7 separate regions of the Mus musculus genome follow, and all the other regions are linked to region 1. A link is a loop called in an ENCODE intact Hi-C map of the cell type or tissue named here. Cell type or tissue: heart. All regions are shown on one strand. Region 1 holds the start of Ift172 (intraflagellar transport 172). Region 2 holds the start of Slc5a6 (solute carrier family 5 (sodium-dependent vitamin transporter), member 6). Region 3 overlaps Zfp512 (zinc finger protein 512). Region 4 holds the start of Eif2b4 (eukaryotic translation initiation factor 2B, subunit 4 delta). Region 5 holds the start of Nrbp1 (nuclear receptor binding protein 1). Region 6 holds the start of Ppm1g (protein phosphatase 1G (formerly 2C), magnesium-dependent, gamma isoform). Region 7 holds the start of Gtf3c2 (general transcription factor IIIC, polypeptide 2, beta).

Region 1 (4,000 bases):
AACCCTGAATCAAGATCAAGGCTCAGATGGTATTGTGTTTCCAGCTGTAATCGGGCTATTCTGCCGTCAGTATGACATCATCAAGGACAACGACTCCAACAACAACCCCAAGGAGAAGGGGAAGGGGCCTGAACAGAGTCCTCAGGGAAGGCCAGTGGGGACAACAAGACAGGTGATGTGGGACCAGTGAGTGTGATAAGGGGGATTTGGGTGCAGAGGGATCATCACTGAAAGACAGAATAGGCGGTGTGTCGGTGTGTCTGTGTGTGTGTACACTGTGTGCATGGAATGTCTGGGATGGAGGAGTCCAGAAGGCAAGGGTGGCATATTTACCTTTCTGGAATTCAGGATGGGTAATTTTTCTCTTACAGAAAAAGTCTCCATCAATCAACACCATTGATGTTTGATCGGATGAAGAACCAGAACCAGAAGAGAGGATGCACTGTGAGGATGCACTGTATGAGTAAGGGGGCGGGGGCAGGAAAGCCTAAGATGGTGACCCGCTTGAGACTCCCACAAGGCAGTATGCTCCCAGAATCCCAGGCTGGTACCCATCCTCTTTCCACTGTAAGCAGGGCCAGAATGTAGGTCTGGTAGATTCTGTATCCCTGGACTTGGGAGTGGATATCAAATGGAATATCTCCCATCCCCCAGGTCCAGGGGAGAATCACTTATTCAACCCTATCCCACTAGGTCCTCGCTAGGGGCCCCATGTCACCTGCATCAGGACTATTGGCACTCACTAGCTGCCCCTACAGCTTGCCTCTGGGCCTCAGAGAGGGGTGTTTCTGCCCGGGTTGCCCTCCTTCAGTGAGTCAGAAGAACCTTCTGGGCCTAGAGGCAGACGCTGCATTGCACTATTCCAGTGTCTTCCACGGAGCCTCTGGGGCTCCTCCCTCACCTGGCAGCCCCTCCAGCTGCTGGTGATCTCACCCCTGGGACATTTTTCCAATAAAGGTTCTGGACAAACTGGAACTGACTGGTTCCTGTATGGTATGCTGAAGACATCTCTACACCTTGTCAGTTCTTCTCAGGCCTCCACCAACCTGAAAGGACAGAGTCTTGATAAGATGTTTGCGTCAGTGTAACAATGTATTCATCTAAGATGGGCGGGGAAAGACAAAAGGGGAGGGGATGAAAGCCAAAGGCCTCCCTTCTTTGTCTTTGCTGAATGAGAAGAGAGAAAATGAGAAGTCACAGTTTTCATACCAACAGAAACCAGGCCATGTCATATAAAAGGGCCAGTAGATTTTTTTTTTATCTTTGTTCAGGACCTTGTGCATACTAAGCAAATATTCTACTGTTGCGCTATATAACCAATCCCTTCCCTGCACTTTTGACTCCAGCACTCACTTTGGGGAAATGGTCAGAAGGGCTGAGCTGTCTTAGGAGCTGACAGGAGAGCAGCCACCACTAATGTGCCCTTGGTGCCATGTGTTCTCACCCCGGGCACACCAGTGCCTCGTCTTTGTTTTCTTTTTCATCTATGTCTTTGTTCATTCAAAGTTAATAATAATTGTAATCCATAAATGAGTTTATATTTATACTCTAACATATCCAGAGGATTCTAGAAATAAAGCTGAGGGGTTTGGATGCCCCTATCAAAAAAAGTATAATTTGAGTTCTGGGACCTATTTGTTACCTGTGAAAAAAGGGAATCTGTCCCCTTCTGATTCTTAATTTTCTAGAGGGATGTGGTGGCAGGAAGAGAAATACTCGTTACCATTGGCAACTGCAGTGCGCTCAAGGCTTTGGGCCCAGCATTTGCCTGGGGGGCATATGCTATGCTTTTAGGGGGGGATAGGGCTTGCCCACCTTGGGTCATTTAGAGAAGGCCTATGACTAACGTTTCTGCATTTCATTCTGTCTCTTGATCTTTTGGGAGAAACAAGAACAAAAATTATTGAAAGGATCCCAAAGAAGATGGTATCTTTTTTTGCTTAACTAATCACAACCACAGGTGTCATGCAGCTCTAAACTAGGAGGGGAACCAAGCTCTGGTCTGCCTCCTGCACTGTCCCATAGAGACATCTGGGTTTCAGGAATCTGCCTTGAACTCAATGACCAAACAGGGTGCCTTTTCTTTCCCTAGCCAGTGCTTCCAATATATCCACCATATCCTGGATAATTTCCTGAGACTGTGTTTCAGAGTAGAGAAGTTGGGCATGGAGACAATGAGTTGAGGAGAGTTGAGCCTTCTTACGGGAATTAAAAGGTTATTAGCTGTGGGTTAAATGCCGGTTCCACCCTTTACAAGCTGTTTTAACTTTGGCGAGTAACTCCTTTAATCTGCCTCCTGTTGGGTAAAATGGGTCTGTACCGCTGCTGAATTCAAACACAGTGCCAAGTATATCCTTGAGCTTTCACTGTTATCTGTCAGTATTGAGTGGCCTCCCGCAAGTCACCTAAGTTTTGGGATGACGTGAAGATTTCAGCTCCGCGAATTGTCTTTTGCCTCTCGTAGCACCTGCCTTGCTCTCCTCCAGAGTTTAAGCAACTAAAGCACATCTGGCCGGGTAGGACAATAAGAAAACGTAAGGATATGGTGACGTAGAATCCGGAGAGGACCGAAGACTTGTGGGCGGAGGTTTGCGTTAGGTTTGCATGCAGCCACAGGATTGGTCGCGGAGAGAATTCCACAACCCCTCTTATGGGCCCGCCTTAGGACTCACTGCGCTTGCGCACGTCCTGTTCGCTCCGTCGCGAACCCACTACGTGACCTTATGACGTATGTCGCACTCACGTTGCCTGTGCGTCAGCGGTTAGCGCCGCCGATGCTTGGCGGGTTGTCCAGGTAACCACGGGAGTTGTCTCGGTCAGTGAGCATCCGAGACCGGTGTACGTCATGCAGTTGAAGCACCTGAGGACCCTGCTGAGCCCTCAGGTGAGGAATCGCATGCCTCTTCCATTCCCAGGCCACCAGGCGTTCAAAAAAAAAAAAAAAAAAAAAAGTAAGGGAACATAAGTTCATACTTTTTGAGCGTCTACTTTGTTCAGAAGACCGTGAAAGCTCTTTCAGCAGGCGACATGCATCACTAACGACTCTAAGCTTTCTTTGCATGACATTACATCAGTTGAGTGCCAGGCCCCAAGCTTAGGCTCTCCGGGATCACCCGCATTACGCGTCAAGGCTCTTTTTGGAAGGAGAGGCGCATATATAGTCAACCTTCATAAGTCTACACAGGATGAAATGAGCACTTTAGATATAAACCCTAAAAAAAGGTAGAGCAGAAGCTGAACCCTCTTTTGGATTGTGAAAGTGTGTCTCCTCAGAAGCAGAAGAGGCTGGGTGGGCGCTGGAGGAGGAGCCCAGAGACATAAACGAAGATTATGTTTGGTTTGGGCGTGAAGAGGACAGAGTCTCTGTCTTAGCTTAGCTCCAACACTGACTTGACCAAATGGTATTTCTGGCTTTAACCATCACCATACGCAATCATTCTATCACTAGCTTCTTCATCTGGTAAAGAAAAGGCGCAGGGAGAGCAACTGTAAGCGACTTAGGAGAATGTTAAATAAAGTTCTACACAGAACAGAATCTTATAAGCCTTGGTAGCCCAGGCTAGTAATCTCAGCAATTGTGGAGGTAGGAGGATCAGGAATGCAAGGCCATTCTTAGCTACGTGGAGAGTTCAAGGCCAGCCTGGGCTACTTGAGACTCTTAGGAGAGGGGGTAGGGGAAGGGAGAGAAGGGAAGGAAAGGGGAGGGGAGAAAAGGGGAGGGGGAAGGGGAAAAGGGAGAGAGGAGGGAAGGGAAGGGGAGGGTAGGAGAGAGAGAGGGGGGAGGGGAGAGGAAGAGGAAGAGGAAAGGCCTGTGAGCTGGCTCACTGGCTAAGGTACTTGCCACTAAGCCTGACCTCCTGAGTTTGAGCCCTGTGACCCACACAGTGGAAGGAAAGAGCCAGCTTGTGCAAGTTGTCCCACCCCACTCAAAATGTAAGGAAAAAGTTTTAAAGAGCATAAGAAAACTGGAAAGCCATAAGAAGGATGATTGACAAGAGAG
Region 2 (4,000 bases), 240 kb after region 1:
GTGAGTCAGTCTCAACCGAGTGACAATCCTCCTGCCTCAGCTTCTCAAATGCTGGATTAGAGAGAATGATCAGCATCCCCACAGAGATCATTTTCTTTTGAGACAAGGTTTCAATGTAACCCAAGCTAGCCTCAAATTCACTAAGTAGCTGAGGGTTACCTTGATATTCCTCCCAAGTACTGAAGTTACAACTGCACACAGAGGTGTTAAATGAAAGGAAAAAAAGGCAAATCACTTAAGTTTTCCCAAGTAGATTTTCTTTCTTCTTTTTCTTTTTTTCTTTCTTTTTTTTGGGGGGGGGGGGTGGGTGGGTTCAAGTGCTGGGATTAAAGGAGTGTGCCACCACGCCTGGCCCAAGTAGATTTTATGTTACAGGTAACTGTAAATGCCTGTACATTAAGGATTTCAAGCCTCCAAGCCTTGTGGTGGTGCACACCTTTAATTCTGGCACTTGAGAGGCAGAGGCAGGCAGATCTCTGAGTTTGAGACCAGCCTAGTTTATAGAAGGAGCTCCAGGACAGAAAAATTCTATGTTGAAAAACCAACCAAGGGGGCTAGAAAGATGGCTCAGAGGTTAAAAGTTCTTAAGTTGCTCTTCCAAAGGTCCTGAGTTCAATTTCCAGCAACCACATGGTAACTCACAGCCATCAATAATGAGATCTGGTGCCCTCTTCTGGCACACTATACACAATAAATAAATAAATAAATAAATAAAAATTTAAAAAAGAAAAGACAAACCAACCAAATAAAAAGGACTTCAACAAATTATTTTTCCATTTACTGTGTGCCTACAAACTACAAAAATCATAACATAAAATATATATGTTTTTGCAAGCCTGTAATCCCAGCTACTCAGGAAGCTGAGGCAGGAGGATCACAAGTTCATGGTTAGTGTGGGCAATTAGTGAGATCATGTGTCAAAATACTGAAAAGAGCCAGATGTGATGGCTCACCCCTGTAATCCCAGTACTTGGGAAGCTGTAACAGCAATGATATGAGTTTGAGACCAAAACCTGTGCTACATAGTACCAGGATAGGCAGGGCTATATAGCAAGACTCTGTCTCAAAGAAAACAAAAGGAAAAGCAAATCCAAAAAAGGTAGCTTGCATAAAGTCCTAGGTTCATTTCCTAGTACCCAGAACAACAATAAGAAGAAGAAGGAAAAAAAAAAATTAAAGGCTGGAAAGATGGCTTAGCAGTTAAGAGCCAGTATTGCTCCTACAGAAGACCTGAGTCTAGTTCCCAGTACCCACACTGTATCTCACAACTGCCTATCATTCCAGCTCCAGGAGGATCCAAGGCCTCTGAAATTTTCCAGCACCTGCACTCAAGTGCCTGTACCCAGACAGTCAGACAGACAGACAGACACAATTAAAAACAAAAAAATAAAATGAAGAAAAATTTAAATGTATTTTAGTAAAAATAATACAAAGACTTAATAATAAAACTATTTTAAATGAAGCCACAAAAGCCTATAAAATGGCAAAAACTATGATTTGTCATTCAGGGAAAAAAAAATCAAAAGATCATTTACTTATCGAAAAATCATCAAATTCAAATGTTTAGAATCGAGCATTAAATGTCTCCACTTAGGTACTAATATTTATCCCCAGAGCCTGCTAGGCAAGTCTGTAGACTCCAGTCTGGGAACTCTAAAAAGTTCAAAAGAATATTCAAGGATGTCTTCTCCTCCCTCACCCCAAGATGGTGCCCTTCTGATTCAGGCAGCATCGGGCCTGCATTAGCTTCGATGTATCCTCACAGTAAGCAGCCACTCTGGACAAATTGTGCATACCTCCCGGACACAGGGTGCATATCTGCAGAAGAGAAAGAAACCTGATTAAGACTCCAGAAAGAAAAAAAAAAAAAAGAACAAGTCAGTAGCCTTTCCAGAATTCCCATAATGCAAAGCGGAAAAGTGCCTTTTGTAAACAGAACCCATTTTTTTCCCTTAAAACCCCCGCACCAAATCAGCGCACTGTACGAGAGAAGATCCTCGTGTTTGTGCATTATTACTTGACTATACTGTGTCCTCTCCAGAGACTTCTCCACCTGACAGGCATGGTTTGGCAAGTGTTAAAGGGCTGCAGGTACACAGCGTACTCAAGCATCACTATATATTTAGATAGATAGATAGATAGATAGATAGATAGATAGATAGATAGATAGATAGATAGATAGATAGATAGATAGTCGTGCCATTGCACCACGCACAGCATTCGTGCAAGGAGAGCTGGCAGAAGAACCCTGGGACTCGTCTGGGAAGCACTATTTAAAATTATTCAAAAGCAAGGAGATCAAATTTCAAAGGACTCTGAATGTGGGCAGGGCGAAGGTGCTAGTGGCCTGCACTACGTGAGTACTGGACAACACCATCCCCGCAGGCACAGGGCCCGGGGAAGCTTCAGGGACAAAAATCTGAGCTTCCGACTGGCCAAAGGGACAGACACCGGCGGGCGAGCTGGATTCCGGGCTGACGGCCAGCAACCTTCTTCAGCCAGATCTCAAACTTTCTTCTGTACCTCAGGTAGAGCCAGGGCCCTCTCCACGCCCAGAACCAGGAGCAGGGCGGCCGCCCGAGAGCCGCCTGACTCCCGAGACGCCATTTCCCACTGCTTTCCACCGTCTTGACAGCTCGCGAGAACCGAGCGCGAGGCTCCGCCCCCAGCGTGTCACGCGCCAGCCTTGAGGCGAGGCTTAGCTTCCAAATCCTGTCACTCTGGGGCGTGGCCTGGTCCGCCCGGGGCACGAGCCGTGGAGCCCGAGGCGTAATTTGCCCGCAGGTTCGGGCTGCTCGCGGAATTCTGAGCTCCTGTCCTGCGCTTGCTCGCGGTGGACAGACCCACCATCTCTCCATTCTTCCTGGAGCGCAGGCCTGTCCAGTTAGCGCTTAGTTGCCTTGAGCTACTGCATGACCCTCAGCCCGGTGCGGACGCCCGGGCAGCTCCATCCGCCCTTAGTAAACATGGCGGCGCTGGGACCCGGGAGGGCGGGGGTAGGGGGCGGGGTCCTGCTGTCCCGCTGTCACCAAGTCAGGAGGTGCGAGCCGAGCCGAGCCGGGCCGGGCTGGCCTGCGGGCCAGCTGCCCTCATGTGGAGATCTCAAAGGTGGGCAGGGCGGGTGTAGGATGGGCCGGGCGAGGCGGGGATTGGGCAGGGCCGGAGAGACTGAGTTCAGTCGCCTGGAGGCGGGACTGGAAGGGGCGGGGCGGGGTGAGCCTCTCGGTGTGGGCTTTGGGGAAGGTCTTAAATACTAGTGCAAAGTCGTGGGTTCGCCACGTGCGGAGAGAAGGGGAAAGCTGAGCCGAGAGAGGGTAAGGGTGATGGAGGAGTGAAGATCGGAGGGCGAAGGGCAAACGCTGGCAAGAGAACACGAGCCTGGGAACCCTTCACCTTAATGTTGCGTAGTGTTCTGCAGCCCGGGCAAGGACGCGAAGCGGGAAAGACGCTTCCTTAACTCATGTTCTTTGCCTTGCCAAGGGGGAAAAACCAATGCTGGTTTCGGAAAGAACGTAGGAACTTTGGTAGCCCTGGCCGAACCACCGACGCAAGGCAAGCAGAACAGCAGCAGGTCTGACTGGAAGGGCGCTGGGAGAGACCCATCACACCTAAGGGGACAGCTATTGCTCTGGGTGACGACTCCTCAAAAGGTAACTAGAGACAATTAGAGCTCATCTCAATTAGCCTGCCAATGCTTCCATTCCACAGGCTCCAGGTATCTGCCTGGAAATCCTGAATTTGCATTTATCAATACATTTAGCTGGTGGGATATCTTGTTTTAATGAGAAAGGCCATTCAGATCTTGAGGAATATTAAGCCCTAGATATTGGTGACAGTTGGCCCTGCAGGTGTTCCCTTATATTTCAAAGGGGGAAGAGGGTGAGGACTTAGCTCTGGCATTCCTAGTTAAGTCTTGTCCCCAGTACTGAAAGAAATGAACCCACAAACCTCAATACCTTTCATTGCAGATAAGTCCCATGCAATGTGAGACCTTTTTAAA
Region 3 (4,000 bases), 180 kb before region 1:
ATGTATGCTACCCTTAACATACATGTTTGCACACACACAAACACACACACCACCACATATGAGGGTAAGCCGGCAGGCTGCTAAGCTTGATTCCCCCAAACCCACATTAAAAAGACAGGTGTGATGGGGCATCTTTGTAATCACATCACCAGAGTGGCTGAGACAGTAGATCTCGGAGGCTTTCTGGCTGGCTAGAGAGCCTAGCAGAAAGGCAAGCCTGAGGCCAAAAAGACCCTGTCTCAATGAAAAGGGTGGGGAGCTACTGAGGAATGACACCTGAAGTTGTCCTCTGTCCTTCAAATGCATGTATATACATACATACACACACATACACACACACCTGTACATTCATACACAAATGTTTACATGTTCAGGAACACATGAATACACAAGCTTGGAAATATAATATAAAAACAGTTAAGACACACACAAGAAAATGAAGAATAGAGACAGATTCCCACAAAAAAATTCTAAATAAGAGAGAATGTTTTAGTTTTAAATAAATATAATGGGGGTTGGAGATAGCTCCGAATTAAAAGCATTTGTTGCTTTTGCAGAGAACCTAGATTTGATTCCCAACACCCTCATGGTGGCTCACAGCTCTGTAACTCCAGTACAATGGGACATGACACCTTCTTCTGATTTCTGTGAGCATTAGGCACTCAATGTGATGCACACACACACACAGGGAAAATTCTTATTCACACAAAATAAAGGACTAATTAGGGATTGTGCAGATGGTCAACGGATAAAGAAGCTATCACATAAACAGAAGGACTGGAGTTTGTATCTCTAGCACCCACATAAAAGCTGGGTAGGCATAGCAGGCCACCAGTAACCCCAGCACGTAGGAGGCAGACACAAAGGCAAGCTGGCTAGCTAGACTATCAAGAACTGGTGAGACCCTTCCTCTATACATGAGTGGAGTGATCAAGAAGACACCCAAGGTCAGCTTCAGACTTTCGTATGTGCACCTGAAAATACATGTGTGTTTATACACAGAAAAACACACATACATGCTGTGGTGGTTTGAATTAGAATGGCCCTCATGAGCTCTGATGTTTGAATACTTGGTGCCCAGTTGATGGAACTGTTTGGCAAGGATTAGGAGGTGTGGCTTGTTAGAGGAGGTGTGCCACTGGAGAACAGGCTTTGAGGTTTCAAAAGACTCTTACCATTCCCAGTTAGCACTCCCCTCTACCCCTACCTTCTACTTGTAGATCAAGACGTGAGCTCTCAGATGCCCTGCCATGATGAACTCAACCTGCTGAACCCATGAGCCCAATTAAACACTTCCTTGTGAGCTGTGTTGGGGATACACAGAAGACACAGGTAGGAGTGACAGGCACAGCACACATCCTCAATAGCTACAGAAGAAGCAATACTCACAGGCCCATGCTCTGACCTCATGTGGTATGCAAGCCCAGCCTTTGACCTGTACGGTTTCCCACAGTGGTGACATTTCAGGGCCAACTTCTCGAGCTCTGAAGCCTCTTTGCCACACTTTCTAACATGGTACAGATATCCCATAATGCTGGTGAAGGTACTGGAGCAACTCTGAACATAGGAAAGAAGCCTATGTTAGAACGGTATATGTTTCACATGATCCCTAAATTTGTCAGAAATCACCAAGCACCACAAACCACAAAAAGACAGCGAGACAAGACGCTCACCAACATTTCCCACAAGCCCCTTCCCCTTGGCAAGTGTGCCTATGAGCCAGATGGCAATCAGCTCAGTGATCACTGAGCAAGTGTACCACACACCTACTCCAGGTCAGAACTTGAACTGTGACCCAATCCCACCCTGATATTATCTAGCCAGCAACATTGATCTCCTCACAGAATGAGCTCCTGACAATCATCTTCCTCACACTAAAGGATGGTAAAGAAGCCCCTTCGAGCAAAGAGGACGATGGGGAATATACTTGTGGAGAGGAGAAAAAAATAAAGAACTGCAAGACATCTGGAAAAGTAGGTTCCACCCTATGCCACCAGGGGGCAGAGGAGCAAGAAACCTGAAAGGGGTGAGCAAGGGGAAAGAACAACAGGAAGACAGACCTGAGACTCCAGGACAGTCTGCCGCCTCGGCTCTTACCTCACGCATGCACCGGAGCTTTCCCATTCTCTTTAAAACTGTTCGCAGCCTCTCCCTCTCACTTGGCTCATCTACTTCATCTCCTGCCTTCAAAATTGGCTGGAGTCAAAAGAAGCAAGTAAACGTGATCCAAGGAACAGAAAACAAAACAGCCCCCTCCAGAGCAATCAAGAAATTAACTATGAGCCATACTGACGCTGTTGAGTCTGAGTTCTGGCTCCATTTTCTGGATGGCATGAAGTAAATGCAATGGATACCTGAGTTCTGACCTCTTACCCCCCCACCCCCACCCCCAGTAGAGGAGAACTTAAACACACAAGTACCTATGAAAACCCAGCTCAAAAATTCCATCCTGTGCTATTCCAGCAGTGAACAGTCTTACATAGTTTCCTATGACGTGACAGAGCCAGAGCCAGCTTCACTGAACTATCTGTACTAAGTAAGAGCTACCCAAACACAGAACCCCAGCTGAGATGGAAAAGCTAGTGATTTGCTAGCTCCTCTCCCTGCATCTTCATGCCAAGATCCACAGCAAGGATCAGCAGCATGAACTGGGAAAGTATTTCCGGATGGCCTGCTGCCCTGGCTACAGCTTGTTTGATCTGGGCTTCCAAGCAGCGTGAAGGAGCACCAGGTGTGGGTGTGCGACAGTCTGTACGTCCTATGCTACAGCACCAGCAACAAGTGCTCTGAATGCAGCCACTGGGGCTGGATGGGAGGTCCTCACCGTCCAGCCTACAGTCTCCGAGATGCTTTTCTCAGCAGAGAAGACTCCAGTGGTGGGGTGCTCTCTCTACCCACCCCCAAGAATTCCTACCCAGGAGGACTTCCCAGATGTCATAGCTACAGCTGGGCCTTAGGTCTCCTATATGCCAGCCTTCTGCCAGATACTCCATCTTCCCCAGGTTCCACAGAGCTCCCCTCAGCCCTCGAAGCCTTCTGGACATTTCTAGTCTCTCACTTGACACAAGGATACCAAGATGGAGGTGGCATGGTAGACACAGACAAACCAGGCCTAGGATACTTCTTTCTTTTGCTTTCTTTTTTTAAAGATTTATTACTTTTCTCCCAACCTAATATTTCTATTGATTATTTGGGAATTTCATACAATGTATCTGAATCACACTCATTTTCTGTCTTTTGCATGCACCATCCTCTAATCTGCTAGAGATGTCTTTGCTGTTTTCACTAAGCTGACATGATGCCATTGTTACAGTTCCCACATCCTCATCCTGCTGTTTCTGGGTCTCCAGTCTGTAAGTGGAACTGTTGCTTGTGAGTGTATTTCCTTCTGTGGATAACTGCTCACAAGCTCTTTAGGGGCCCCAGCCTATTGTCCCCATTGTTACCCTTCTGAGGAAAAAAGAAAAAAAATTCATCATTTCAGACAATCACTATGTAGCCCTGCCAAATGGCCTTGTATTAGCTATCCTCCTGCCTCAGCTTTCTAAAAGCTGGAACTGTATAAGCCTGTGCACTGTGAAACCTTTTAACTCTCTGCTTCTTGCCACAGTTTTAATATTCCTTTCCCTGATGATCAAAAGGTTGACATTCTCACATGTTAACTGAGCATGCAGCTAGGTAGGTACAGTGCTACACTTCTGTAACCCCAGTCCTTGAGAGGTAGACACAGTAGGATTAGGAGTTCAAAGTCAGCCTCAGCTCCACAGGGAGTTTGAGGGCCAGCCAGGGGTGCAGTAAAATAATACACACAGTGATCATAGGCTCCTGCGTGTAAGAAAGCTGAGGCAGAAGGATTGCTGCAAACTCATGGCCAGTCTGCAGTTGTGAGTTTCAAGCCAGCCTGGACTATTGGGCAAAACCCGAGGAAGAAAGAGAGGGAGGGAGGGAGGAAGGACAGAAGGGAGGGATTTTTACATCATTTCTGGTGATCATGAATTAT
Region 4 (4,000 bases), 99 kb after region 1:
GAATGCAGGAACCACGTTGGCCCCATACTCCTTCCGAAGCTATGGCGAGAAAGAGATACAATTCTTCACATAACACAGGAACTGAGTGGTGACAACTAAGACTCACCCAAGTCCTCCTGGGTTCTTCTAACAACTCTTTAAAAGACGTGTGACAAAAGATGACTTTGGCAGAGTCAGGACCCCCAAAGATCTTAGGTATAAATTCTTGTATGTGTTCATGTGAAGACATTATAGGGTGATTTTTCATGGGGTCCTGGGTCCAGGAGCCCTTTGATTTACATAGCAAGACTGCTCAGTAGAGAACATTTATAGGGAACACTTATGTGCACAGATAATAAAGTCATAGCATACTCAAGTGTGTTGAAGGGACTTTGCTGATCCAAGAATCTACTTTTTATCTGGAGAAACTGAGGCGGGAAGAAATTAACTTGCTCAGGACTGACATCTAGTAGAAACAGGGCTCTCTAGAGATTCACTATCTATACAGAGCTCACTATCTGGTGAGGGGGGAAACATTTGGACATCTTATACACTGATGGGACCAAGAACACACAAGGAAAGCAGCGAATGGTTTGTATTAATCCGGGGAATGAATTCCCAAGTTATAGTTTAGGTGCCAGAAGGAATGTGCTTTGACTAACAGGGTTCAGTTTTTCCATGCAGGGGCAAAGGATGAAAAAGGAGACAGCTCAGAGAAGGAAGGATGTGTGAGTATAGGGAAGTACAGGAACTGTGAGAGACAAGCCGCTCAGAGAGTTTCCGGAAATGTCACGCTAACAAAGTCCACCTTCCACTGTAGCAGTGATTATAGGGTGATGTAATGAAAGGGGATTAATGTCCGTGGGTATGGAAGGGCTTGAAGCTGCATCTAGACAGGGTTGTTAGTCCCACCTGCTCGTGCAGCCCCAGAAGCTGGCTGTAGCGCACCCGACAGTGCAGGACTCCATTCACGTGAATGTTATAGGCCTGAGGACACAAAAGCAGGCAAACATCTCAGGATCGACGTGCAAACCACCTCTTGCCCCAGAAACCTGTCCGGAAGTTGCCTGACATATCCGTCTGCGCAACGCTCCGAGACTTCCCGGGATTTAGCCTGTTTTTCCCCCAGGGCCGGGTTTCAAGCAGAAGGCCCAGTCCCGAGGACACTCGGGCGCTTGTGCGGCAGTATCCCTCCCGGAGATGACAATAGTGCCCACCGCCAGAGCAGTCGCGGCCTGGCCGGGGAAAGAAGAACCTATTGGAGCTTGGGGTGGCTTAAGTACGAAACTGAGACATGAGATGGCTTCCAGTGAGGTTCGAAGGCTGGAGGCCGCTCCGAGAGCTCCGGCCCGTTATCCCCGCCCTGGCCCAGCTTCTAGCACCTCCTCACCACGTAGGCGGAGCCGCCGCTGTCCCCACTGCGGGACTCCGTTTCAGGAATGGAAAAGTGCATGTTCCCTAAGGCAGAGCTCCGTACTACCAGGTTCGCAGCGCCTCTGCTCGCTTGCCTCTGCCACTCAGCGCGTCTCCGCAGCCCAGCTCGCCATTTTGGTGGGCCTGAACTCCGAGGTGGGAAGGCTGTAGGATGACGGCTCTGCGAGCAGCAACCTCGGCATGCTGGGAGCTGTAGTCGAGCGCCGGAGACGCTCCTAATTGGGAACCCAACATCCTTTGGTCCTCACCGCGACCCGTAGTCCTGGGCGGGACCCAGTGCACGCCGGAAGTTGTAGTCCGCTGGGGACTGACTCCGCGGGAGGCATCAGGGGAGCCAGCAGCCCAGGTGGCGCTGTAGTGTGAGTGACCTCGGCGGGAGGAGCCTAGGACCCACAGTCATGGCTGCGGTGGCGGTGGCTGTTCGCGAAGGTGAGTGAAGGGCTAGATGCACCAAGTGGTAGAAGAGCAGATGAACACTGGATCGCTGATGCGGGGTCCGGAGCGCCTTTGGGCCTTGCCGCCGGGTTTCTGCACGTCGCGGGACTCTGGTTTACAAGATCTAGGGCGCAGCAGGGTGCTGCTTGCCGGCTGTTCCCAGAAGGGTGACTGACCCTTTTCCTCCCACGCCTGTCCTTTGATCCTGCCGCGCAGTGCGTCCCCACGCGGATCCCAGAGCGCCTCGCGCCCGGCAGCCGAGCTGTGGTCATGCCAACCCAGCAGCCAGCTGCGCCGACGAGTCTCCCCAAGTCCTCCCGGAGCCTGTCTGGCTCACTCTGTGCCCTGTTTTCTGATGCAGAATCGAGATCCGAGATGAAGACTGAACTTTCTCCTCGGCCCGGGGTAAGTGAGGGAGAGACCTCCTAAGTCGCCTGTCAAGAGCTACACAGAAAGCTGTGTCACCTTCATTTGGCCCCATCTCCCATCCTTTTCAGTTCATCTCTTAGTAGAACTGGGAGATTTTACAGAGCTTAACGGTGTGTGACTATGACTGAAGAAGTTTCTCTCCTTACTTACGTAGACTTGTAACAGAAGTCAGAGAGTGTTAGGAACTTAACCTTGGGGGAATCTAGTAAGCATCTTGATAAACCTTTGGAATGGCCTGGGGTAGAGCAGTTCCCGTGTCTGTGTCTCAGGCAGCAGGGCGGGAGTTGACCCAAGAAGAGAAGCTTCAGCTTCGAAAAGAAAAGAAACAGCAGAAGAAGAAACGGAAGGAGGAAAAGGGGGCAGACCAAGAAATTGGCTCTGCTGTGTCTGCAGCTCAACGGCAAGGTGCGGGGACGCTTTAAACGGCCGGGGGTAGGATGCTGGATGAGGGATTTGCAAAGGGAGATAGAACAAAGTTGGTTTGAGCAAGTACAAAAGCGGTTACTTGGAAGGCAGAGCCTGATGGTGCTGGCTGGTGGTGGCTTACAGCACACCTTTAACCCCAGCACTAAGGCCAAAGCAAAGGCAGGTGGATCTCTGATGAATTCCAGCCTCAGTCAAAAAAGGAAAAAAAAAAAAACTTAGATAAGGTAAAAGGGAAACTAAGGCCAAAGCAAAGACAGGTGGATCTCTGATGAATTCCAGCCTCAGTCAAGAAAGGGAAAAAAAATAGATAAAAGGGAAACTTTGGTTGGGGCAAAGAGATCACCGTCCTAGAGCCCAGGCACCTCTTCCCTCTGTATTTCATAGACCCAATCAGAGAACTCCCAGGACCTGGTAGTCAGCTGGGAGGTACTGCTGGGGAGAAACTTCCAGCTGGCCGGAGTAAGGCAGAACTTCGCGCCGAAAGGAGAGCCAAGCAGGAGGCAGAGCGGGCCCTGAAACAGGCAAGAAAAGGGGAACAAGGAGGCGTCCCTCCTCAGGCCTGCCCCAGCACTGCTGGAGAAACCACCTCAGGTATCTCTCTCCTCTTCATTCTCACACTCCACTTACCCAAACGCTCCCGTTTCGAGATGTATAGAGTCTTGAAAGCATCTCCCTAACTTTTAGGAGTGAAGCGTGTCCCCGAGCACACCCCAGCTGATGACCCCACACTTCTGAGGAGGCTCCTTAGAAAGCCAGATCGACAACAGGTAGGAAGTGGGTTTGGTACCTGGAGAATTGCCCTGGGCAAAGAAAAGATCTGGAAAAGCACGGAGTATTGGGATCAAATAGCCCACCCAGTCCCGTTTGATGATGTCTCTTTGTTTCATGGAGGTTCCTACACGAAAGGATTACGGATCCAAAGTCAGTCTCTTCTCCCACCTGCCTCAGTACAGCAGACAAAGCTCCTTGACCCAGTACATGAGGTAGGACCTTTAAGTCGGAGGAGATTGAGGAACTCAGTGTTAAAAGTGACTGGAACTGTGAGATGGGATGTGTGGGTGGGTGGGGTGCAAACTCAAGGCAAAACTACAGGAAATGGGGAAGCCCCTTCTCATGAGGGGCAGGGGCCAAGAGGTACTCAAGTTCCCTTAAAAAGTATGTGACACCGCCATCCCATCAGCATCCCATCCTCTGTGATCCACCCAGCCATGGTGAGACTCGGTCTGCAGTACTCCCAGGGCCTCATCAGTGGCTCCAATGCCCGGTGCATCGCACTGCTTCACGCCCTGCAGCAGGT
Region 5 (4,000 bases), 51 kb after region 1:
ACTAGCCGAAACTCCCAAGGGTGACTTATCCTACTAGACCAATAGTGACATTATTCATCTTTCCTATACATAGGTAGAAGCTGCCTTTGGGCCAAGTGACCGACAGGCGTGACTTCCATCTGTAAGTGTGGCAAGTGGGTATTGTTTAACAACATTTCTTTTCATTTACTCACTGAAATGTTTAGTAACATTTGTAGGTTATTGTACGTCACACACTGGGAGGGTGCTTGAGATAGATCAGTGAATTAAAATAAATGAAATGCCTACACTTACCTAAGCACAAATTAAAAAAAAAAAAATCAAAGACCTTGTTTCCAGCTTTCCTTTCATTTACATTGCTCAAAGGCTCTGACTTTTCCAATCTCTGAGGCACTAGATCTGATACCAGTTACCTCCTTCAGAAACAAATAATTCAAGCTATAGTTTTTATAGGTAAAGTACTAAAAATAACATTTCTATAGGCGCAGAGTTGCTTTAAGAAAAACCTAAGTTTCTAATTAACCCATACCAAAAAAAAAAAAAAAAAAAAAAAGGGACAATCAAATGAACACAGACTGTAAAAAAAAAACTGAAACCTGTGTGTGATTAACTCAAGGAAGAGCAGTCTAGTAAGAAAGCGATACCCTGGAAAGTAAACTTGCACTCCAGAGTCAGTTCAGAATACCTAAGACCTGCAATCAACACCAGAATGGCCATACAACTCTCTTGCGACCCTTTCTACGCATCTCTCCCCAGCCTATACAGTTTTATCTGAATCGAGGGACTTGTATTAACGCTCTAGTAAACGCAAAGAACACTACGGGACGGGGGCGGGGGAGGGGAAATCTGGTAGGATACTTCCCCACTTTAATTTCTAAGGAAAGTCCTTGAAAGCCTCCTCAGTCTGCCAAGACAGCTATTAGTTGCGTGCATGTCTTAATAAACCACTAAAAAAGATGAGTTAAGGATCACTTTTTCCTCCGTCCCCTATCAAAGAGCTAAGAAAATAATAAAGTCTGTTTCAGCTACATTCGCAGAATGTGCATCCAATCTGAACGGATAAGTGAAAGTCTAGCGAGATACAGAATATACTCTGGAACGTCAAAGCCCATGGAATCTAAAACTACAGGACCAAGGAAACAGGCAGCCCCTCCACGGGGCACTTAGAGAAAAGATGAACTGTCATCAGAGACAAACATCCAGAAAGCACATTGCCCTCCCAATCATGTCCCAGAAGGTAAAATAAGAGCAGTGCCTAAAGATCTCCAAGCACTCCCGCAAGAGATGCAGAAACGTGTGCAACACTGGGGGTTCTGCCTCAGAGCTGCTGGCAGTTTTAACAGGGATCACTGTGGAAAAGCTCATTTGCATCGGTGAGGGTATCTCCTCGAAGCCTCTAGCTACCCTGAGGACGCATAGTACATTCACTACAGGGCATTGTCTGTCATCTCGCAAAGTTGTTCTCCCGGCTTCCATTATTAGTTGAAAGCCCTCTGCACATCACCCCGCATAGCTCGCAGCCACAGGCCGCTCTGAGGAAACCCAGAAAGCCTCTGAGGTCAACAGAACTGCTCAGTCGGAGAGAATGCAAGCTCGGAGGGAGGAGGCCCTCAGCTTGTCAACACTCCAACAGGTCGCCCGGCCAGTATCTGGAAGGAAGCGGCGGCGGACAGACAGTGGCCGGCCAGGAGACCGAGCACCACAGCCACCTCATCAAAGGCCAGCCCTGCCCCGCCGTCAGGCCGCAGACCACGCCCCCGCGCTCGGCGCGCCGCCCCGCGAGCAGGCCCGGCCCGGACGCCGCGCTTCCTTCCGCAGGCCCTCGGGCCCGGGCCCCCGCCCCGCCCCCGCCCGCGCCGCCTGCCCCGCCTCTCGCGGCCAGAGTTCCAAGAGAACGCCGGGGCCCCCCGACCCGCGCCCGCAGAATTCCGGGCCGCCGCGGCCACGCCGGAGACACCAGGAGGGCGGGCGGCGCCCTGGGGCCAAGGTGGCCCCTCAGCTGCGACGGGCCGGGCTAGGTCGGGCCTGACTCCCGAGAAAGCAGGGCCGCCCGACAGCACCCGCCGGCCGCGTCCTGCCGGCCCGCGGCTCGGGGTCATCCTGCCGCCCTTCCGCGAGCCCCTCCCTCCAGGGCCTCTTTCTCCGGAGCTCACCTCCCGACTCCGCGCCCGCAGCCTGCGCTTCAGCTCCAGCTCGGGTTCCGGGGCCTCGGATCCCAGCGACTCCCTCACAGCTGCGCTCCGCAGCGCAACCGAACTGCGGGCCCCGCCCTCGCGGCGTCCGGACCAACAGTGGGCGGTGCCGCACCGCCGCCAGGTTTCCATTGGACAGGGCAGCGGGGGGCGGTTCCCACAGACCGAGGCTCTCAAGGCAGTCTACTGCCGGGTCTCCTCCCCTTGCGGGGTTCCGGCAGACTGCCTGCCAGCGTTGTCTTCTTGTCTCTCTGTCCATCCTCCTCCCAGTCGAGGTGCCCCCAAGTAATTCTGCCGGACGAAAGGAAGGCCTTCTCTCTCTTCTTGAAAGCGCCATGACAGTCCTAATCCTCTAAGAAGACAAAAGGAACGGAAGACGCAGCCTTTCAATCTGAGGAACGAACCCACCCACATTCCCCATTTGGGAAAGAGACAGTGCACTGGTCATCAAATTTTCAGAAAGCTTTTTTTTAATCGCTTAACATGAAAACTAATAGTTGCTGATTTGCATAACATTATTTACCCAGACATAACCTGATTCGACCCACATAAGGGAGAACTCATTGAAGTTATCCAATGATAGTTGGCAAATTCGAAAAAGAAACAAAACAAAACAAAAAAAAAAAGTTACTCAAATTTAAGTTGACATGAGTCCAAAATAGAATCCGAAGTAAGAAGATCCATCAAAACTGTCTTTGAAAAGGTATTATTTGGAAAGAGTTTACATTGTCTGTGAGTGTAAAGAATTACAATAGATTCTGGGTAAGCCATTGATCTTAGAAAGTTAAAGGCAGAATTTAAGAGATGTATAATACCATTATACATGTATTATCAAGGAAGAAGGATGAATCATCTGAATCTGAGAATGTCACAATCACCAATTTTACTCTCCTTAAAGGGACTAGTTAATCCTAGTTCACGGGTTCACACAGAAATCCTATAGAGACTCATTTTTTTCTCATCTCTTCACTTTAAAATGCTTGCTTTAAAAACTGAAATTTCAACAAGCATGCCAGAGAGATCTCTGTGAATTCAAGGCCAACCAGGGCTACATAGTCTCAAAAACAAACTTTTTTTTTCACCCAGCATAGTAATGCATACCTGTAATCCTATCACTCAGTAGGCTAATGCCGTGAGTTCAAGGTCAGCATAAGCAATAGAGCAACAACACTGTGTCAAGACAAAATAGAATTCTGATGTTGGATTAAAAGATGCACTTACCTAAAATGTATAGCACACCATTTCAAAGTTTGTTCTAGTCTCAGAAGGGTGCTCATCCTCTCCAGATTAGCCTTTCTGCCAAAGCCATTGTAACTCCTGAGCCATGGCAAGCATTCATGACATATCTGTTCATGCTACTTTAGTTCCTATTATTTTCTGTCAGTACTATTTCAAATGTGCACAGAGGATCTTTTGGCAACCTCATTTTCAGTTATTTTCTCATGTATACCTAAAATGACCAACTGCTGCCTACATTTTTACCACCTCACTTATGTTTCCTGATTACAAAAGTAATAAATACTAGCCAGATGATGGTTGTGCATGCCTTTAACCCCAACACTCCGGAGGCAGAGGCTGGTGGATATCTGTGCACTTATAGCCAGCCCGGTCTACAGAACAAGTTCTAGGACAGCCAGGGCTACAAAGAGAAATCCTGACTTGGAAAACCAAAAGCAAACAAAAAATAATGAATGCTTATTATAAAAACTCAGAAATTAGCTTGACTGTGGCCCAAGCCTTTAACCTCAGGACTCAGGAGGCAGAGGCAAGAGGATCTCTGAGTTCAAGGCCAGCCTGGTCAATAGAGTTGAGTTCTAAGACAGCCAGGT
Region 6 (4,000 bases), 73 kb after region 1:
CAGAGCCCCGTGCTAAAGCACGGTCAGCGTGGAGATGGCCGCACATCGCCATGGCTCCCTCCAGCCCCAGCCGTTGGTGGGCGTGGCAACCAGTCTCGCGGGAGCGGCGGTTGGGCGGGCCGTTGTCCCCGAGGGCGGGGCGAGTTGCTAAGGAAATGACCGCCCGCAGCGGCTCACCGCGCCAGTAGGGCGGGGCCTGGAGCAGCGCGGTTTCCGCTTCCGCCCTCTCCCCGCTCCTGTCCCGTTACCGCCTCCTAGCCGGCCTCGCGCCTTTCGCCGGCACCTTGCGTCGACTGCGCAGCCGGGCCCGCTCCTTGCCACGCGCGCCCCCAGGGGCCCCGGCTCCGGCGCCGGCAAGGGTCGCGTCCCGCTTACCTGTTCCTCAGGTAGCCAGCCATCCGCCGCCATGGGTGCCTACCTCTCTCAGCCCAACACGGTGAAGTGCTCCGGGGACGGGGTTGGCGCCCCGCGGCTCCCGCTGCCCTACGGCTTCTCCGCCATGCAAGGCTGGCGCGTCTCCATGGAGGTGAGACAGGGCCCCAGCGGCTGGCCACTGCATGGCAGGAACCTGACAGAGAAAGGGAGCGAGGGGGATGGGGTTCTCCTCAAGCAGGGGTCCCTGACGAGAGCCTGCAGCCACGGTGCGGGAGGCGGCGGCGAGCGCGGGATCCGGGCGGAGAGGGAGCGGCTAGAGCTTGGGGACCGCGGCCTGATGGCTAGTGGCTGCGGGAGCCCTGCCATGTGAGAAGAGGCACCTTCCGCCTACTGGCCGCCGTCTCTCCGTACCTTCGCGCCATCCTCTGGTGCCAGCCCAGCCCTCCAGCTTTTCCAGCGGCATGGGGTTGTCAGAGGGAAGAGGGAAGACTCGTTATTTGTTCGCTTATTGGTCGAATAGATGTGAATGACTGGTTCGTTTTTATTCTTGAAATATGTAATGTGGCAGGCCTCTTGGGGCTACAAACTTGATGGCGAAAAGGAGCCCGGGTAATAATGTGCTTTCCATTCTTAACCCTCAGTTGCTTTTAGCCTTAGACACCTCATGTTAATTTCAGAAGCCCCGCTTGACCTTCGAGAATTGTCACTCGTTCGTATTCTTTTCGAAATCTTTTATGATCTTTAGGAAAGGAATCGTGTCTGTCACTAGGCTTGCTTTTATTTTTTATTTTTTGAAATATGCTTGTAATTTTTTTTCTTACTCGATTTCTTTAAAACTTACTGAGTTGTCATTTTCCTCTGCATATAATTTAGTATACTCGATTTTCAGTCTTGTCATCAATCCTTTTTTGTCACCATCTACGAATAACTTTTAAAAAGAAAAGAAAAGTCCACTTTGGATGAAAGGGAAAGCAATCATTTGGATTGACAGTGTTGAGCAAATGGATGTGAAACTACAATGAACAGGGAATAGGTGTCTTTGAGCAATTTTGTGTGAAGTCTAAGGGACTAGTGAAAAGTTCTAATTATGTCTGGAATCGAGGGTTTATCCAGTTAGTAGGTGGGCTACAGGTAACAGCCAAATAGTTTCCCTTGGTGTTTTTTTTTTTTTTTTTTTTTTTTTTTTCTCTCAAATTCCCTCGCTCCTCCCTGTGGTTAGCTCTGGAATGACAGTGTGAACCTAAATGGTTTGTTCTCAGACTCAAAAGCTATTTTCACCAGCTTTTGATTATGGCTCTAGCATTATCTAGATCCAGCAGAATCTAGATAAATAATTTCAGCAAGGAGAGGGTCCTATTCATTTGGCTCAGTGCCCACATTTAATGGCTTGGAAATTGAGGCCTAGAAAGATTAGGGTACTTGTACCTTGATACAAAGAATTGTATTAAGGTGTTCAAGACAATAGGAGCTGTTCTTATATAGGTGTCAAGATGAAGCACAGCTTTCATATTTCTCAGTGGCATGCTGTAGTAATGACTGGGTAAAGTTAGAGATACCTGGGTATAGTATAGCTTCAGAAGGAAAGCCTTGGGGGTGGCTAAGTGCAACTTGCTGTTCTTACAGGGGACCAGAGTGTGATTCTCAGTGCCCACCCATGTCAAGGAGGTTCCAACAACCTGTGGTTCAAAAAAAAAAAAAAAAAAAAAAAAAGCCGGGCGTGGTGGTGCACACCTTTAATCCCAGCACTTGGGAGGCAGAGGCAGGCGGATTTCTGAGTTCGAGGCCAGCCTGGTCTACAGAGTGAGTTCCAGGACAGCCAAGTTCGAGGCCAGCCTGGTCTACAGAGTGAGTTCCAGGACAGCCAAGGCTACAGAGAAACCCTGTCTCGGAAGAAAAAAAAAAAAAACCCGTGGTTGAATCCGGTGCCCTCTTCTGGCCTCTGCTGATAACTAGTTCTTTCAAGTGCAGTGGGGGTTGGGGAGGGTGGTGGTGGAAGAAAAGCCATAAAGTTAGTCTGGCTGGTGTTTGGGTTAGGCTATGGGGTTCTTTTATTCTCATCTCATAGACTTTTCAAGTTTCTTGTTTTTTAATTTCCGTGGAATGAAATGGTTTTTCCACTTTTGGGGGCACTCTTTCTAGTTTTTTTATGAATTGAGCTGAGTGTTTTTAGATCTAGGAATTCTGTGATTTTACTTCTCTGCTAAGCATTTCCCACTGTGTTTTGGTTCCTCCATTGGAGATTAAAAATCTACTTCATTTTGAGTTTAGGGCTGTTTGGTATGAAGAATTTTGCTCAACTGTTCTTGAGACCATAATCTTCACTCTAAAGGCAATGTTTGAGCATTACAGCTCCTGCTGTGCTATTCCTGGATTTACTTTTGTTTGAGTAAATATGCCTAATCTTGAAGTGCTAGTTAAGATCCCTTTCTGCTGCATAGATACTTTCTTTCTAGGTTTGTGTCCTCCCTCAAAGTATTACATAGTATCTTTGCTATTTTAAGAAAGACACTAAAGTTTTTAGTCTCTTAGAAGAATCTTTCAGAAAATAAGATCTTGATCTAAGAGTGTATATAGTTCAATAGGCCAAAAAGGTGGGGAAAGAGTTATGCTATGTCTTGGTTCCTCTTTTCCTAAGGAATAGACTTAATTCCACCAATTAATGAAGCCCATTCACATTGTTGGCTTGATTCTAAAGACTGGGTTCAGATAAGTTGTATTGGTTTACCTTACAGAAGTTAGTAAAAGTCTGACACAGCTTTAAGCCTGTTTTAGTCTCTCTCTTGAACCAAGGGTGGGTGGTAGTCACCAAAAGCTGGCATTTCATACCTTCTGTCTCAGTCTCTCCAACCCTCTTGCTGTAGAACTAGAATTTGGGGGAGGAAGTGGAGAGGGTGTCAAAATGCTGTAGTGATACACCCCCTTCTTTGTGATTTGGAGGGATTCTCCAGCTTGTTGAGCTATCCTATGGAGTTAAAAGGAGGAGGAGGTGCTGAGAAACAAACAAAAATTGTGAGGTTTTGGTGGCTGGTGAGAAGTCCAGTTTGAACGCAATGTACTGTTGAAAGGAAAAGGATTGTTGAGGCTCCTCTGAAAGAAAACAGTTTTGTGGAGAGTTGGGATGTTACAAAAATTCAATAAATACTCCTCTTTATTTTTTTAACTTTTTAAAGAAATACTATTTATTTAATGTATATGAATACACTGTAGCAGTCTTCAGACACACCAGAAGAGGGCATTAGTCCCATTACAGATGGTTGTGAGCCACCATGTGGTTGCTGGGAATTGAACTCAGGACCTCTGGAAGAGCAGTCATTGCTCTTAACCACTGAGCCATCTCTCTCTCTCTCTCTCTCTCTCTCTTTTTTTGGTTTTTTGAGACAGGGTTTCTCTGTATAGTCCTGGCTGTCCTGGAACTCACTTTGTAGACCAGGCTGGCCTCGAACTCAGAAATCCTCCTGCCTCTGCCTCCCGAGTGCTGGGATTAAAGGTTTGTGGGTTTTTTTGTTTTTTGTTTTTTTTTTGTCTTTTTGTTTTTCGAGACAGGGTTTCTCTGTATAGCCCTGGCTGTCCTGGAACTCACTTTGTAGACCAGGCTGGCCTTGAACTCAGAATTCTACCTGCCTCT
Region 7 (4,000 bases), 110 kb after region 1:
CAGCCTGGTCTACAAAGTGAGTTCCAGGACAGCCAGAGCTAAACAGAGAAACCCTGTCTGGAAAAACCAAAAATGTGTGTGCTAAGGCTGAGCCGCACGACAAATAAAAACAGGTTTTTCCAGTAAATAACAATCTGAGGTCACAGTATGATCAAATCCTGCAACAGTTCTGGGCAGTGGTGGAGCACGCCTTTAGTTCTAGCACTTGAGAGGGTGAGGCAGGCAGATTTCTGAGTTCAAGGCCAGCTTGGTCTACAAATTGAGTTCCAGGACAGACAGAACTATACAGAGAAATTCTGTCTCAAAAAAAAAAAAAAAAAAAGAAAGAAAGAAAAAGAAAACAAAAACAACAACAAAAAAAACCCCAGTCAGACAGGGGTGGAAGAGAGATCTCAGTGGTTAAGGGTGTGTGCTTCTCTTTTAGAGGACCAGTTTCCCAGGACCCATGTTAGATGGCTTCCAGCACCAAGTGACCTAACATCCTCTTCTGGCCTCGAAAAGCACCCACATGAATGTGAGCATAGTTTCTCTCTCACACGCACACAAGAATTGATAGACATGGAGGTTTGTGCTTGTAATGAGAGCACTTAGGCTGATGCGGAGCCGTGATGCGCTCCAGACCAACTATGGTATTCCATAAAAGGGAATTTCAGTATAAATACATACGCTGGACCAACAATGAGAAACAGATCAACTGCGTGCAGGGTTAGTTAAGCTTAAAAAAGAGCCTTCAGGCTGGAGAGATGGCTCAGCATTTAAGAGCACTGACTGCTCTTCTGAAGGTCCTGAGATCAATTCCCAGCAACCACGTGGTGGCTCACAACCATCCGTAATGATTCTGGTGAGTCTGAAGTCAGCTACAGTGTACTTAGATATAATAATAAATCTTAAAAAAGAAAGAAAAGAGCTTTCACTTGTTGTATCTTAAACTTTGAGAATCTTTTTCCAAAATCAAAGTTATTTTAAAAAAATTTTTTTGTGTGATAAAACCAAAGAGAACTTAACCAGAGGCAGGATTTTAAGAGATGTTGTTCATCAAAGCACTAAATCTGTTACTCCCTATAAAATGTTTAGGAGCTATTATCTAAAAGAGGAAGACAGCCATTCAAAATGCTGTCATTTGAGCATAAGAGGATGTCGGAGAACTGGGTGTTCTCTTTCTTTCCTTTCAGATTTTGGCTAAATCCCTTTTTCCTTTTTTAATTGGTAGGATACAGGATTACCCTGGTAGAACCTGAATTCCTGAGCTCAAGAGATCTTCCTGCTTCAGCCTTGAGTACCTAGTCTGGGAGTTGACGTGCCCCATTGTTTTCTCCCTTTCTCATTTTTCTGAGACATGGTCTAATATAGTACAGGCTGATTTCCAATTTCCAAGTAGTCATGGATCACGTTGAACTGCTAATCCTCCTGACTCCATCTCCGGAGTGCTGGGATTATAAGCGTGCACCATTACTCTTTGTAAAGATTTAACCAAGGGAATAATTGAACAAGACTATTTAGAAAGGGGAAAGCTGCCATATTTCACCTCTTCCGGTTCATTTTAATTCGCCCTCCTCCTGGGTAAAGGCAGATCTGTGAAAGCTACATGGTTTTAAAAGGCTGAAAACCTTGTTGCTCGGAGGCCACTTCCCAGTGAGGGAGTGGCGTGAGGCCTGGGTTGATGCTCTCTTTAAAAGCGCAGCCTACCCACCCAGGCTAGGCTCCCCCCGCTCTTTTCTTCCCTTGGCCTCTTTCCAAGCCCTCCTCTTTATTTTCTTCCTGTCTTGGCTCATTCACTGGCAGCAGAAAATCAGGAGATCTCTGGGGGCGAGGGATTGTCTCCTAGTCCGTCGAAGCTCGGGACTGTAGTTAAGAATCAGGTGTGGTCAGGCTCTTTTCTCCACAAAGCCAGCAACCTGGGTGGAAAGGCAGGTCGGAACGCTCGGCGACAGCAGAAGCGCGACACTTTCCTCTTCAATGCTTTTCCACAAGGCTGCTGGTGGAGCTGCGGTGCCGCGCAGGCGCCGACCTCCCCTTCCGGTCGCTGAAATTCCCAGAAGGCCCTGCAGTGTCCTAGGGCCGCGGAAGCCACGCTCCAGCTCGCGGGCGTCGGAGGGCTCAGTGCCGCGCCGCGCTGCATTATGGAACACAGAGTTTAAAAGAAAGCTCGGCAGGAAACGCGTTCCAGACCAAGCTTGCGTTTACCTTGTCTCGGGGGCGGGGCAAGGAAGAGCCGATCAAGATTTCGTCATAAAACCGCGACCCGACAGGCGGCGCCATCTTCGAACTTGGACTTCCGGAAGGACTTTGGCGCGGGTGAGTGTACCGCAACGGGGTGTGCGGGGGACCCAAAATTACTCCTCCCATTCTTTTGCCGTAGCGCTAAGGCAATGGGAACCGATTCCCGATTCCCGTCTTACTCCCGCGCAAGACAGCGCGCCTCCTAGCCTTTGCGCTTCTCCCGAGAACCGTCGAGCTCTCTCCTCCGTCCCCACTGGGGCCACTGAGCATCCCCCATCTCTGCCAGCCGGTCTTACCTTCTTCCCCAATTCGGTGTATGTAGCGCGGTAAACTGGACTCAGGTTTCTGCACTGCTTACGTTGAACTCGTTACGTTGGGCCTTCGGACTTGGGTGAACCTGCAGTTATCTTAAGGCTTAGGGAAATCAGGGCTCGCCTGGGGCTCGAAAGCTGCCCCCACGGCCAGGATTGGGGAATGGCAGGTGGTGGTGTCTCTGTCTGATTGCAGTCAGTCCTCTTGTGCTCATTCCCTCTTACTGTGTCTCAGCCTTTTCCTCCAAGTGGCTCTAACCCCGGGGGTTGTGCCCCGCGCGCTGCAACCCCATTGGCGCAGCCAAGGGCCAGTTATGTTTCCTTATACTGGTCCTTTTATCCCGCGGCAAGTTTGCCGTCTTTTGGACAAGACAGAGATGGCGACTTCACCCCCACAGGAGGTAATTCACTTTTCTGGGCAGGTTTAGGACATAACCAGGTCTTTTTGCCCTTGGAGGTACATTGATTGTTACATAAATTCAAATTAACCTTTGCTTACGTTACCTTTTACCGCTTACCGCTATCAACTGCAGTGCCATTTTTCCTAATAGTTTTAAGTTGTTCTATTCAGATTTACACTCTTTAGTTTCTAGCAGTATCAACTGAAAACGTGAGTTGCAGGTTTTTGTACAAATAATATGTTTGTTTTTGGACCAGTAAAATTATCTGATAAATCACCAGTTGCATGATAGGAATACTTTGGGAACCAGTGTATTAAACAGTGTATGTGAAGTGAGTCCGTGTTTAAGATGAAGTATTATCTAATTGTTTTTCTTTTGCCAAAGTAGTCAGGTTAGCAACCTGAAGCAGCAAGGAAATCAGACAGTATGGGATATAAAAATCCTAGTTAGAATTTACTGAACATTTCTTCCTTTACTGTTTAAAATTTGTATTGTCAGATCCTAAATAGGAATTCTACCATTCACTGCCACTGCCTTTTACTAGAAGTGAATTTTTTCTTTTTTTTTTTTGTATTTTTTTTATTACGTATTTTCCTCAATTACATTTCCAATGCTATCCCAAAAGTCCCCCACACCCTCCCTCAGAAGTGAATTTTTAAAAGGATTTTTTTTTTGTATGTTGAGTCACTCACTGAAAAAAGTTATATACTGATTCATGCATCGAGTTCGAATAGTGTAGTAAACCAGGAAGGCAAGATCTTACAAACTTACTTAACTTACTTTCTTATCTTTATCTTACAAACTTTCTCTTTTGGTTTTTCAAGACAGGGTTTCTTGTGTAGCCCTGGCTGTCCTGGAACTCATTCTGTAGACCAGGCTGGCCTCGAACTCAGAAATCTGCCTGCCTCTGCCTCTCAAGTTCTGGGATTAAAGGCATGCGCTACCACCACCTTCCAAACGTTCAAAGACAGATTGATTTTGTCTTAGTTTACTAAAGTCTGAATATTGGTTTGTTGTTACTTGTTTTACAAGACCACTTTCTTGGAGACAGGTTTTTATCCCTGATTG

Evidence for each region. Peaks named below come from ENCODE experiments on the same cell type or tissue, not always from the same donor. Only the 100,000 strongest peaks of a DNase experiment are listed, where the experiment ranks them.
Region 2: a loop joins it to region 1, with 2.3 times the contacts of the local background. A loop is called at or near these places in 3 of 42 quality-filtered maps.
Region 3: a loop joins it to region 1, with 2.3 times the contacts of the local background. A loop is called at or near these places in 7 of 42 quality-filtered maps.
Region 4: a loop joins it to region 1, with 2.1 times the contacts of the local background. A loop is called at or near these places in 5 of 42 quality-filtered maps.
Region 5: a loop joins it to region 1, with 5 times the contacts of the local background. A loop is called at or near these places in 10 of 42 quality-filtered maps.
Region 6: a loop joins it to region 1, with 7 times the contacts of the local background. A loop is called at or near these places in 5 of 42 quality-filtered maps.
Region 7: a loop joins it to region 1, with 10 times the contacts of the local background. A loop is called at or near these places in 4 of 42 quality-filtered maps.

What each region holds. Positions count from the first base shown.
Region 1 is chr5:31,289,858-31,293,857 of GRCm38, reverse strand. Ift172 (intraflagellar transport 172) reads left to right here and starts at 2,744. Exons shown (of 48, transcript NM_026298.5): 1 at 2,744-2,884. The coding sequence starts at 2,846. It overlaps Fndc4 (fibronectin type III domain containing 4), which reads left to right. Exons shown (of 7, transcript NM_022424.6): 6 at 45-172; 7 at 372-1,616. The coding sequence ends at 407. In heart, a CTCF peak has its summit at 2,284; a DNase peak (open chromatin) is centred at 2,697; H3K4me3 peaks cover 1,869 bases; H3K27ac peaks cover 1,582 bases.
Region 2 is chr5:31,047,280-31,051,279 of GRCm38, reverse strand. Slc5a6 (solute carrier family 5 (sodium-dependent vitamin transporter), member 6) reads left to right here and starts at 3,201. Exons shown (of 18, transcript NM_001360022.1): 1 at 3,201-3,314; 2 at 3,481-3,650. It overlaps Atraid (all-trans retinoic acid induced differentiation factor), which reads right to left and starts at 2,640. Exons shown (of 7, transcript NM_027855.4): 1 at 2,524-2,640; 2 at 1,700-1,818. The coding sequence starts at 2,607. In heart, CTCF peaks have their summits at 687 (motif pointing left), 1,711 and 3,073 (motif pointing left); DNase peaks (open chromatin) are centred at 1,769, 2,679 and 3,049; H3K4me3 peaks cover 2,516 bases; H3K27ac peaks cover 2,271 bases.
Region 3 is chr5:31,468,554-31,472,553 of GRCm38, reverse strand. Zfp512 (zinc finger protein 512) reads right to left here. Exons shown (of 14, transcript NM_172993.3): 8 at 2,098-2,196; 9 at 1,390-1,557. Among named protein-coding and RNA genes, the nearest start is that of 4930548H24Rik, 15 kb to the left of the region's middle. In heart, a CTCF peak has its summit at 1,988 (motif pointing right); DNase peaks (open chromatin) are centred at 2,073 and 2,643.
Region 4 is chr5:31,190,835-31,194,834 of GRCm38, reverse strand. Eif2b4 (eukaryotic translation initiation factor 2B, subunit 4 delta) reads left to right here and starts at 1,696. Exons shown (of 13, transcript NM_010122.2): 1 at 1,696-1,842; 2 at 2,210-2,253; 3 at 2,547-2,682; 4 at 3,088-3,294; 5 at 3,388-3,470; 6 at 3,595-3,686; 7 at 3,884-3,998. The coding sequence starts at 1,812. It overlaps Snx17 (sorting nexin 17), which reads right to left and starts at 1,531. Exons shown (of 15, transcript NM_153680.2): 1 at 1,370-1,531; 2 at 892-966; 3 at 1-39. The coding sequence starts at 1,432. In heart, a CTCF peak has its summit at 1,762; a DNase peak (open chromatin) is centred at 1,674; H3K4me3 peaks cover 2,931 bases; H3K27ac peaks cover 2,418 bases.
Region 5 is chr5:31,239,135-31,243,134 of GRCm38, reverse strand. It overlaps Nrbp1 (nuclear receptor binding protein 1), which reads right to left and starts at 2,217. Exons shown (of 18, transcript NM_147201.2): 1 at 2,133-2,217. In heart, a CTCF peak has its summit at 2,282; DNase peaks (open chromatin) are centred at 1,724 and 2,284; H3K4me3 peaks cover 2,529 bases; H3K27ac peaks cover 1,780 bases.
Region 6 is chr5:31,216,829-31,220,828 of GRCm38, reverse strand. Ppm1g (protein phosphatase 1G (formerly 2C), magnesium-dependent, gamma isoform) reads left to right here and starts at 284. Exons shown (of 10, transcript NM_008014.3): 1 at 284-526. The coding sequence starts at 407. In heart, CTCF peaks have their summits at 548 and 1,593; a DNase peak (open chromatin) is centred at 118; H3K4me3 peaks cover 2,454 bases; H3K27ac peaks cover 1,443 bases.
Region 7 is chr5:31,178,179-31,182,178 of GRCm38, reverse strand. It overlaps Gtf3c2 (general transcription factor IIIC, polypeptide 2, beta), which reads left to right and starts at 2,035. Exons shown (of 19, transcript NM_027901.2): 1 at 2,035-2,295. In heart, a CTCF peak has its summit at 2,211; DNase peaks (open chromatin) are centred at 2,088 and 2,758; H3K4me3 peaks cover 2,421 bases; H3K27ac peaks cover 1,965 bases.